Regions from separate parts of the Mus musculus genome. Here region 1 is linked to region 2. A link is a loop called in an ENCODE intact Hi-C map of the cell type or tissue named here. Cell type or tissue: gastrocnemius. All regions are shown on one strand.

What was found. Peaks named below come from ENCODE experiments on the same cell type or tissue, not always from the same donor. Only the 100,000 strongest peaks of a DNase experiment are listed, where the experiment ranks them.
Region 1: a loop joins it to region 2, with 1.9 times the contacts of the local background. A loop is called at or near these places in 4 of 42 quality-filtered maps.

What each region holds. Positions count from the first base shown.
Region 1 is chr2:132,004,984-132,008,983 of GRCm38, forward strand. It overlaps Rassf2 (Ras association (RalGDS/AF-6) domain family member 2), which reads right to left. Exons shown (of 11, transcript NM_175445.4): 4 at 2,383-2,534; 5 at 325-413. Among named protein-coding and RNA genes, the nearest start is that of Rassf2, 23 kb to the right of the region's middle. In gastrocnemius, no CTCF peak of the experiment used is centred here; a DNase peak (open chromatin) is centred at 1,842; H3K4me3 peaks cover 228 bases; H3K27ac peaks cover 3,742 bases.
Region 2 is chr2:132,062,054-132,066,053 of GRCm38, forward strand. It overlaps Slc23a2 (solute carrier family 23 (nucleobase transporters), member 2), which reads right to left. Exons shown (of 16, transcript NM_018824.2): 12 at 3,311-3,416; 13 at 6-135. Among named protein-coding and RNA genes, the nearest start is that of Gm31179, 34 kb to the left of the region's middle. In gastrocnemius, a CTCF peak has its summit at 2,355 (motif pointing right); no DNase peak of the experiment used is centred here; H3K27ac peaks cover 429 bases.

The DNA.
Region 1 (4,000 bases), 57 kb before region 2:
TAGAGCTACTGCAAAAGCTGCCACTTGTCTGGGGAGAGGCCCAGAAGGAGCCGCACCCACTCCGGGTGGTGGCAGCAGGCCTTCTCCTTGGCGTCATTTGGATTTGCATGGATTTGCTTGTTTCATCTCAAAGGACATTTTGCAGGTTGCTTTGAAGGAAGGAAACTGAAGGGAGAGGAGGTGGGAGAATTTAAAGTCTTTCCTTTTAACTTTTTAAAAAGCTATTGATGCGTGTGGATTTTACAGATGTAGACAAGAAGTCACAGGTTCAAACACAGCTGTCACCCCGTGGGCCTCTAGCAGGAGGCTCTTTCTATTGCTCACCTGTTGGGCTGTGTGTCTCGAGGCCTTCAACTGGCATATCCACTTCTGAGATCTGAACAGTGGGCATGGTGAGGGGCTTCAGTGTGGTGCTGAGGGGGTGCAAACAAACAGCAGGCTTGTTTAGACCTTGAGAGGACAGGTCCCAATTTCACGGCCCCCTTCCTGCAATGGGAACTTTTATACATGCCATGTAGGGAAACTCAAGTATTTGACAGGCAAGCAAGAGGCAGGCAAGATGTGCCGAGCATCCAGGAGGCTGGCCCAGATCCCATTCTAAGTGCTGAGGGGGGCAGGAAGCTCAGGAGAAACATGTTCTGTTCCTTCCTCTGCAAGAACCCAGTTCATTAGATCCAGAAGGAAGAACCCAGAGCCAAGTCCATGCACTGAGTCTCAAAGCACATGTGGTGGCCTAGGGCCCATTTTCTAGGGACACGATTCCAAGCTGGGTTTCTTTCTGTTGGAGGAACATCTCAGAAACTGGCCCTGGCTTCTTCGGCTCAGGAGTGATGATGCTCTCAGGGTTGCCATCAGGAGAAGGGACCACAAAAGCTCACCTGAACTACGCGACCTGGGTTTGCTGTGGTAACTGGGAATATTTTCTGAAAGCCCCAAAGAGCCATGGAGTCAGCTCAGAAAAACACATCCAAGATCAACAGGGGATTCAGTCTGAAGGGAGAGTCGAGTTTCTCAGGAAGGACCAGAATGAGAAGAGGGGAGGGGCTCCCTAAGGCATACATTCTTAGAATAATGGCTTTAAGGAAAGAAAAGTAAAATTGACAAACTGGAAGAATTTTCCCTCATAACTGTCTAAGCCTCAGTCTGTGCCCTTCCGAGAAATGCAGGCACTGGGTCCAGGTGGCACCCCATCGCCACTGTCCAACGCGGAAACTGGTCTGAGCATCTCAAACACACTCCTGCGGGCAACATTTAAGTTTGGCTGGCATTTGGGACATGCTTCTGAAAGCCCTTAAAATATTTACAGGCTTCAGGGACCAGGTTGTCACTGGAGAACGCAGAAAAACCTGGAGTGCAGACGGAAGGACCCCTAGGCATCACAGGAAAATGGGATCTTTAAAATCATCTCACTTGGAGAACAGAATGTAACAATCTAGAGGTCAAAGCTGGGCACGGACAGGATCTGGCCCACCGGAACTGTGAATGTGCTGAGAGCAAGCCCAAGAGCCCTGACCAGGCTTCCCCGTGCCCAGTGGGCAGGGCAACAACTTCCCTCCTTAGTCCCAAGGTTGGTTCCAGGATTTGGCTCTTCTGTGGATATTTCTCAACTTAGGACACTGATCCACTTGGCCGTGGAATGTAACAACATTCCAGGCAGCCAGCAGGGAAGGAGGGCTCAGTTCCCCTTTAAACTTGAAAGCACGTCATTGTGGTTTTGGCTGAGTGGCCAGCACACTCCACCCAGGCTCTGGCCCGAATGCCGCCCACCTCAGCAAGTTTCGAGGGGAACAAGGCTAGTTAGTCACTTGATCTCAAGACTGAAGTCCCAGAGAGAACAAGAAGATCGGCCCCGTGCCAGCATCCAGCTTCTCATTCAGTCACAGAAGGTGGGAGAGCAGACATGCTGCTGTTCGCTGACCTTGCAATGAGGTTCAATAGAGGACCTCCTAGACTCCTGCCTCCTGCCATGACCTGTTCCAGGTGTACAGAAGCTCGCTGGCTGACCTCACTCGGCTGGCTCAGACAGAACATTCCTTTCTCTTCTACTAGGTTCCACCAAGAGGGAGAGAGCTTTGATCAGTGAGTTCAAATCCTAGATGTCCCTGGAGCAGGACCATTCAAGTTGGGAGGATGTGTGTGTTGGCACCCTGTCGGAAGCCTCAGGCTTGGCTAGGGCTCCTGGAGGGAGGGCCCTCTGCTGCCCATTACCCTGTACTCCCCATTGCTGACTCAGAACCACCCCTCTTCACTCTGTGCCTGTGGAGTCAGGCAGGTGAGAGGTCCCTTTGTCCCCATCCCAAACCTGTGGCAGATAGCAGTTGGGGTGCTGGGAACTGGACCAGCAGCCCCCAGATACCCTCAAATTCATCTCCCTTCACTCACCCCTGTGCGCCCAGGTTACAGCCGGAGTGCCAGGAGGAGGAGGATGGAGGAGGACGGATGCGTTCGTGGTCATCCTGCATCTGCAGCCGAATGGGCCTGCGCAGCCCCCAGGAGATGTTCAGTAACCCCTCCACAATGAACTCGTCTTCCTCCTGCCATGAAACAACCGAGGGTGCTGAGCCCAGAGTGGATCCATAGGATGCGAGGGAGGGAGGGAGCAGTGAGCAAATCCTAGCTCTGAGGCACGCTCTGCTGGGAAGTTCCAGCTCCTCACAGATGACCTCAAAGGTCAACAGCACAAGGTTCTCAGCAGCATGTGGGAGATCCCCAGCAAGACCCTGTTTCTTTAAAACTGAGACACACGTGGGCAATTCATCAAACCGTTTTTATTGCCTTCATCTTAATGACTTTAAGGAAATCAGAGTACAATAAGAGGTGTGATAGCTCCTATCTATAGTGTCAGGACTCAGGAAGTGGAGGCAGGAGGATTGCCAACAGTTCCAGGCCAGGATGAGCTTCAGAATGAGCACATGACCAAAATCAACAAGGAAGGAAGGAAGGAAGGAAGGAAGGAAGGAAAGGAAAGGAAAGGAAAGGAAAGGAAAGGAAAGGAAAGGAAAGGAAAGGAAAGGAAAGGAAAGGAAAGGAAAGGAAAGGAAAGGAAAGGATAGAGGGAGAGAGGTGAGGGAGGGAGGGAGGAAGGAAAGGAAGGAAAGAAAGGAAGGAGAGAGGAAAACAATTAAGATGGAAGGAAGGAGAGAGAAACAGAGAGAGGGTCAGAACCTCTCTTAAAATAACAGAGACTGGCCTAATTAGAAGCAAGGACAAAACCCTAGAACTGGCTGTTTCCCCTTGCGTTTAGCAATCTGACCTGACTTTGGGTAACAGAGATTCAAAGCTTCCCCCAAGTTTACTTACAGAGCACGTTCCTAGAGCAGAAGTGTTGCCTTAAAAGGTGTCAAGTGTCTGCTAGCTGCAAGCCACAGTCCTCATCTAATTATTTTTTAAAGAAGAACTAACTCCCCCAGTGTTTTTCATAATCTAACACACCACTACACCTCCCAAGAGGCGAATAAATCCTTCAGGAATTCCAAAGTTATACTCAGAGGTTGCTGACTAACAAGAAGTTCAACATAAAACCCTCCCAGATGCAGCCCCTCCAATCCTATTTTGACTGTGAGGTCTCAGAGAGTTGACGACAGGATTGTTCTAGTTTGTTTACAAGATGTTCCCGCAGGCTACATGCTAAAGGTTTGCTCCCCTGCTTGTGGAAACCTTAGGAAGGAGGGCCTAGCTGGAAGAAGTGGGCCACCCGGTCTCTAGTACCTTCCTGTGTGTCTCTACTTCCTACCTACCATGAGGTAAAGAACTCCCACCACCAGCATCTTCTGCCTGGGCACAAAAAGCCAAGTGTCCACAGGCCAAGCCCTCTGACACTGTGAGCTCAAACAAATCCTCTCTCCTTTTAAGTTGTCTGTCAGGCTGTGTGTTCATAGCTGCACAAAGTAAGCCAAAGACAGAAGCAGGACAGCTATGCCAGGTCCTGGTTCTTGCTCACAGCCCAGCCACCAGTTAAGGACCAGGCTCCTCTCCCTTCTGAACCCAAGCTTTCACGGGT
Region 2 (4,000 bases):
CTTACCAAAGAGTGTGCAGAAGAGGGCTCCGAGCACAGGGTCTGGGAGGGAGGCGAAGAGGGCGCTGAACTTGCCAACCATGCCCAAGCCCAGCATGAGAGCTGCACCGTACTGGATCACCCGGCGGCTGCCGACCTGTGGACACACCAGGTGCAGACACAGGTTTACCCGCCATTCTTCAACCCAGTCTCCCAGGGCCCAGCGCAAATATAGCAGTGTCTAGGACAGGATCTAGGTTACTTTTAACTTTCTGTTAACATGGACTATAGAGACAACCCAAGATGCCCTCTGTCTCTGCCACTTGGTGCTCCTCCACCTCAGTTCACTGTTTCAGCTGTGAACAGGTGACCCCAGGAATCAGGAGTTAGAGATTTAAGATTTTATCTTTTCCTTGGATATAGTGCTTTTGCCGAGTGTGGGCTTTCAGGGCCCCTGGTTGAAATGAGCTCCTGGGGGCTGGAGAGATGGCTCAGTGGTTAAGAGCACTGACTGCTCTTCCAGAGGTCCTGAGTTCAAATCCCAGCAACCACATGGTGGCTCACAACCACCCACAATGAGATCTGATGCCCTCTTCTGGGGTGTCTGAAGACTGCTGCAGTGTAGTCATATACATAAAATCAATAAATAACTCTTAAGAAAGAAAGAAAGAAAGAAGGAAAGAGAGAGAGAGAGAGAGAGAGAGAGAGAGAGAGAGAGAAATGACCTTATGGGCTGGAGTCATGGATCATGGATGCAACAGTTATACACACTGTTCCTGCTTCTCTCCCACTTTTTTCATATGACTTTTCACCCAAAACAGTTCACCAGAAGTACTTGTGACTCTACCTTCCTGAGTCACGTATATAGCACTCTTCCATTAGTGGAAGCACCTCCTCTTATGCTGTCTGACCACAAAAGGTGGTATAGTGAAGGGAGACCTAAGAATGCAAACGCTGGAGCCTGGCTGCTGGTCTGCTTACCCACTGCGCCTTTGAAAGTATCTGTACTACAGCTAGTACTTGGAACACGCCAGAAAGCCATGCTAAACTGGTATCAAGTGATGTATTCTAACATCTTGCTAGCTACTTTTACAGACCAAGGCACGGAGACCAAAGAGGTGACCTGCTGTGACCGTGATGAGAAAAAGGATGAAACAACATCCTGCTTGTGTTCTGTTGTCCTCTCTGTGGGGCACATGGCCCACACTTAGGAAGGTAGCTCATCTCTGATGAGAAGGTTATTTCCGAGTCAAGGAACGAAGTAACTGGATAAAAGCTGGAACAGCAGAGCTGCCATAAAATGCAGGCAGATCGGTGGAGGACAGACTAGCCTCCTTTCAAACCATGTCTGGTTCACTGGCTCAGCCCTGTCTGTCCAGAAGATTGCTACAGTGGACATGTTTTCTGAATGTGCTGTTGTCTACTAGTATATGACTGAGCCAGTCATTGTGACTGGGTAAGGGAAACTGTAACACTAACTTATTTAAGTGAACACCGCTACATGAAGCTACTGGCCATCATATTAGACAGTGTGGATCTAGACCTGGAACTGTAGGCCGTAGAAGCTGTGCCTTACTCATAAAGGTTGTTTGTCCCATGCCATTTAGCAGGATGAGAGGTCTAATATAGTGCAGAGCTCATACCCGCTTACCCCAAGCAGGGAGCCTTCCTAGCTAGCCACAGGGCTAGGGTCACATAGATATTTCTGCTCCAAGCCCCACCTCCCTGCTCTAAGGCAGATGTAGACTAGGGACTTGACTGTGAGTGTCTTGAATGGATACAGCTTCTGCCTGGAGAAATAAGGGATTCGAGCAATATAAATGATGGGGCTGAAGAGCTAGCTCAGTGGTTAAGAGCTCATCCTGTTCTTCCAGCACCCATGCTTGATGACTCACAGCTGCCTAGGGCTCTGCACCCAGGGGCGCTGGGGCTGCCTTCTGGCCTCCTGGGAATTGCACTGCATGACAAAGTCAGTGCTGTTGGGTGCCACTTCAGTAAGGCTGTACCATTCAAGGATCAGTCACCCCCTGAGCCACCACGGTCATGTTGTCAAGGGTATTTGTTTCCTTTCAGTGACCTTAGCTGTTCTGTGGCCTCTATAAGGATACAGAAGGATGGTGCTTGTTAAACAAAAGGCCCTCTCAGCAATTTTACAACCTGCCTATTTATAACTACTTATCTGCCCATAGGCTTATGGGAGAAGAGAGGCTCAGGGGTGGCTGGTTAATCCACACGGTGCCCATTCGACCGTACCTTCAGCTCCCCAGGCTCCACATCTGCTGCCTTTCGTAGGCAGCACTTGGGACTCCAGCAATGGCACTGAAGGAAGTACCTATAAAGTCTCCCTCCCTCCGAGCCATGTGCTGGGAGCAATGGGCAGCAGATGGTGCCATCGGTACACGTGAAGTTGAGCTTACGTCAGCCCTGCCTCTTATGGGAAGATCAACAAACAAGTCAGGTGTGCTTCCTGCATCTGGATGCTGCTCCCTCTCACCCGGATTTGTAATCAAGATGAACCAAACAGTACTGGGTTTCTTTTTATCTGGTTATAGAATCCTGCAGGGAGCTAGAGGTCAAACAGGTCTGGAAGGCTTCCGGATTGGCTGCCCCGGTAAGGAGACTTATGACTCATGCAACCCATAAAGAAAGGGGAGCCAATCTTAACAGTCTTTAGTTACACAACATCCAATGGCTGCTGGGCCAACCAGTACTCCACAACATCCTGGCAAGCAGCACTATTTGGCTGGACATGAAGTTTAATTGTGCATAATAAAGCTGACAGGTATAGAAGTAAGGCTTGGGGGCGGGGCAGCTGTAGGTTTAATGTCAGTAACTAGGGTCTGGTAGAGGGCTTGTAGGGTCAGATGAGTTTAGGAGTCAGGCCCAGGATCTGCTTCACTGTGACTCCACAGATTTCGTTGAAAAGGGATTCTGTCCCAGAAGTCAGAGACGTTATTTAATGTGACAGATGGTTTTCTGTAGTAACAGGCATCTCTCATCCAACATGCTCTGTTGAATTCTGGGGTCTTCCCTCATTCAGATGTAAACTCCAACTTTCTTTTTCATCATGCACCACCCACCCAAGCGCCTAAAACAGAGGCCTGACGCAGGCACAAGTTTAATCAATGTCTGAGACTGCAGGACACCACAGCTATACCCAGATGCCTGCTACTCCGATGGCCCAGAGAGGAGAGGTCTCCTAGCTGACACTCCAAACTCATCCAAGGGGAAAAGGAGATGGGGAAGGAAGATAATCACAAGGGAAGGGTCAGGTCAGACCTGTCATTGAAATAGACAGATGCTCAGCCATTTAATTAGGAAAACATTTATACCTTTGTAATTCCCAAAACTCCAATATTGGGACTGGAGGAGGTAGAGCCATTCCCGGTACCAAATATGCCATCAAGAACACAGGAAAGACCCTCCACGAAAATACCCCTAAAAGTATAAAAAAAAAGGGGGGGGAGAAAGAGAAACCGTCATTCCTGGGGAAACACTGCAACCAGCTCTTAATGTTTGAAACGTACAAGAATTATGCCCCCTTGGGAGGGGCGGGGTGCTAACCAGTGGCAGTTGCAGGATCTCAGGTCCCTTCCCTGATGGGCTGAGGACAACTCCCCATATGCCCAGCAACTCTAAGAAGGCTAGCTCCACACTGCCCATTAGACACAAATACTTTAAAATAATTTCAAATGAAACCAAAGAACTACTGAATCTAAAAGAAGCATCGGCTGTGCTTTGAAGTAAGACACATCAGTTTGATTCTTTGCTATTAAGATAGTTTCATTAGGAAAAACTGCTTTGTAACTACTGAAAAAAATTTTTTGTTTTGAAACTTTTAAATGAGCAGTCTCCTCACATGTAGCAGTTTTATTTGAGAGAACTGTGAAAAGCCTTACAGAGCCCCTGCCCACACTGGGTACAAGTCATGCTGACTTGTGTTGGAGGGGCAACGACAGGGAGGGGTGCCTTGTGCTCCTTTCTCTGTACCTTCCTTACGGTCAGTTCCCCAATCACTTACA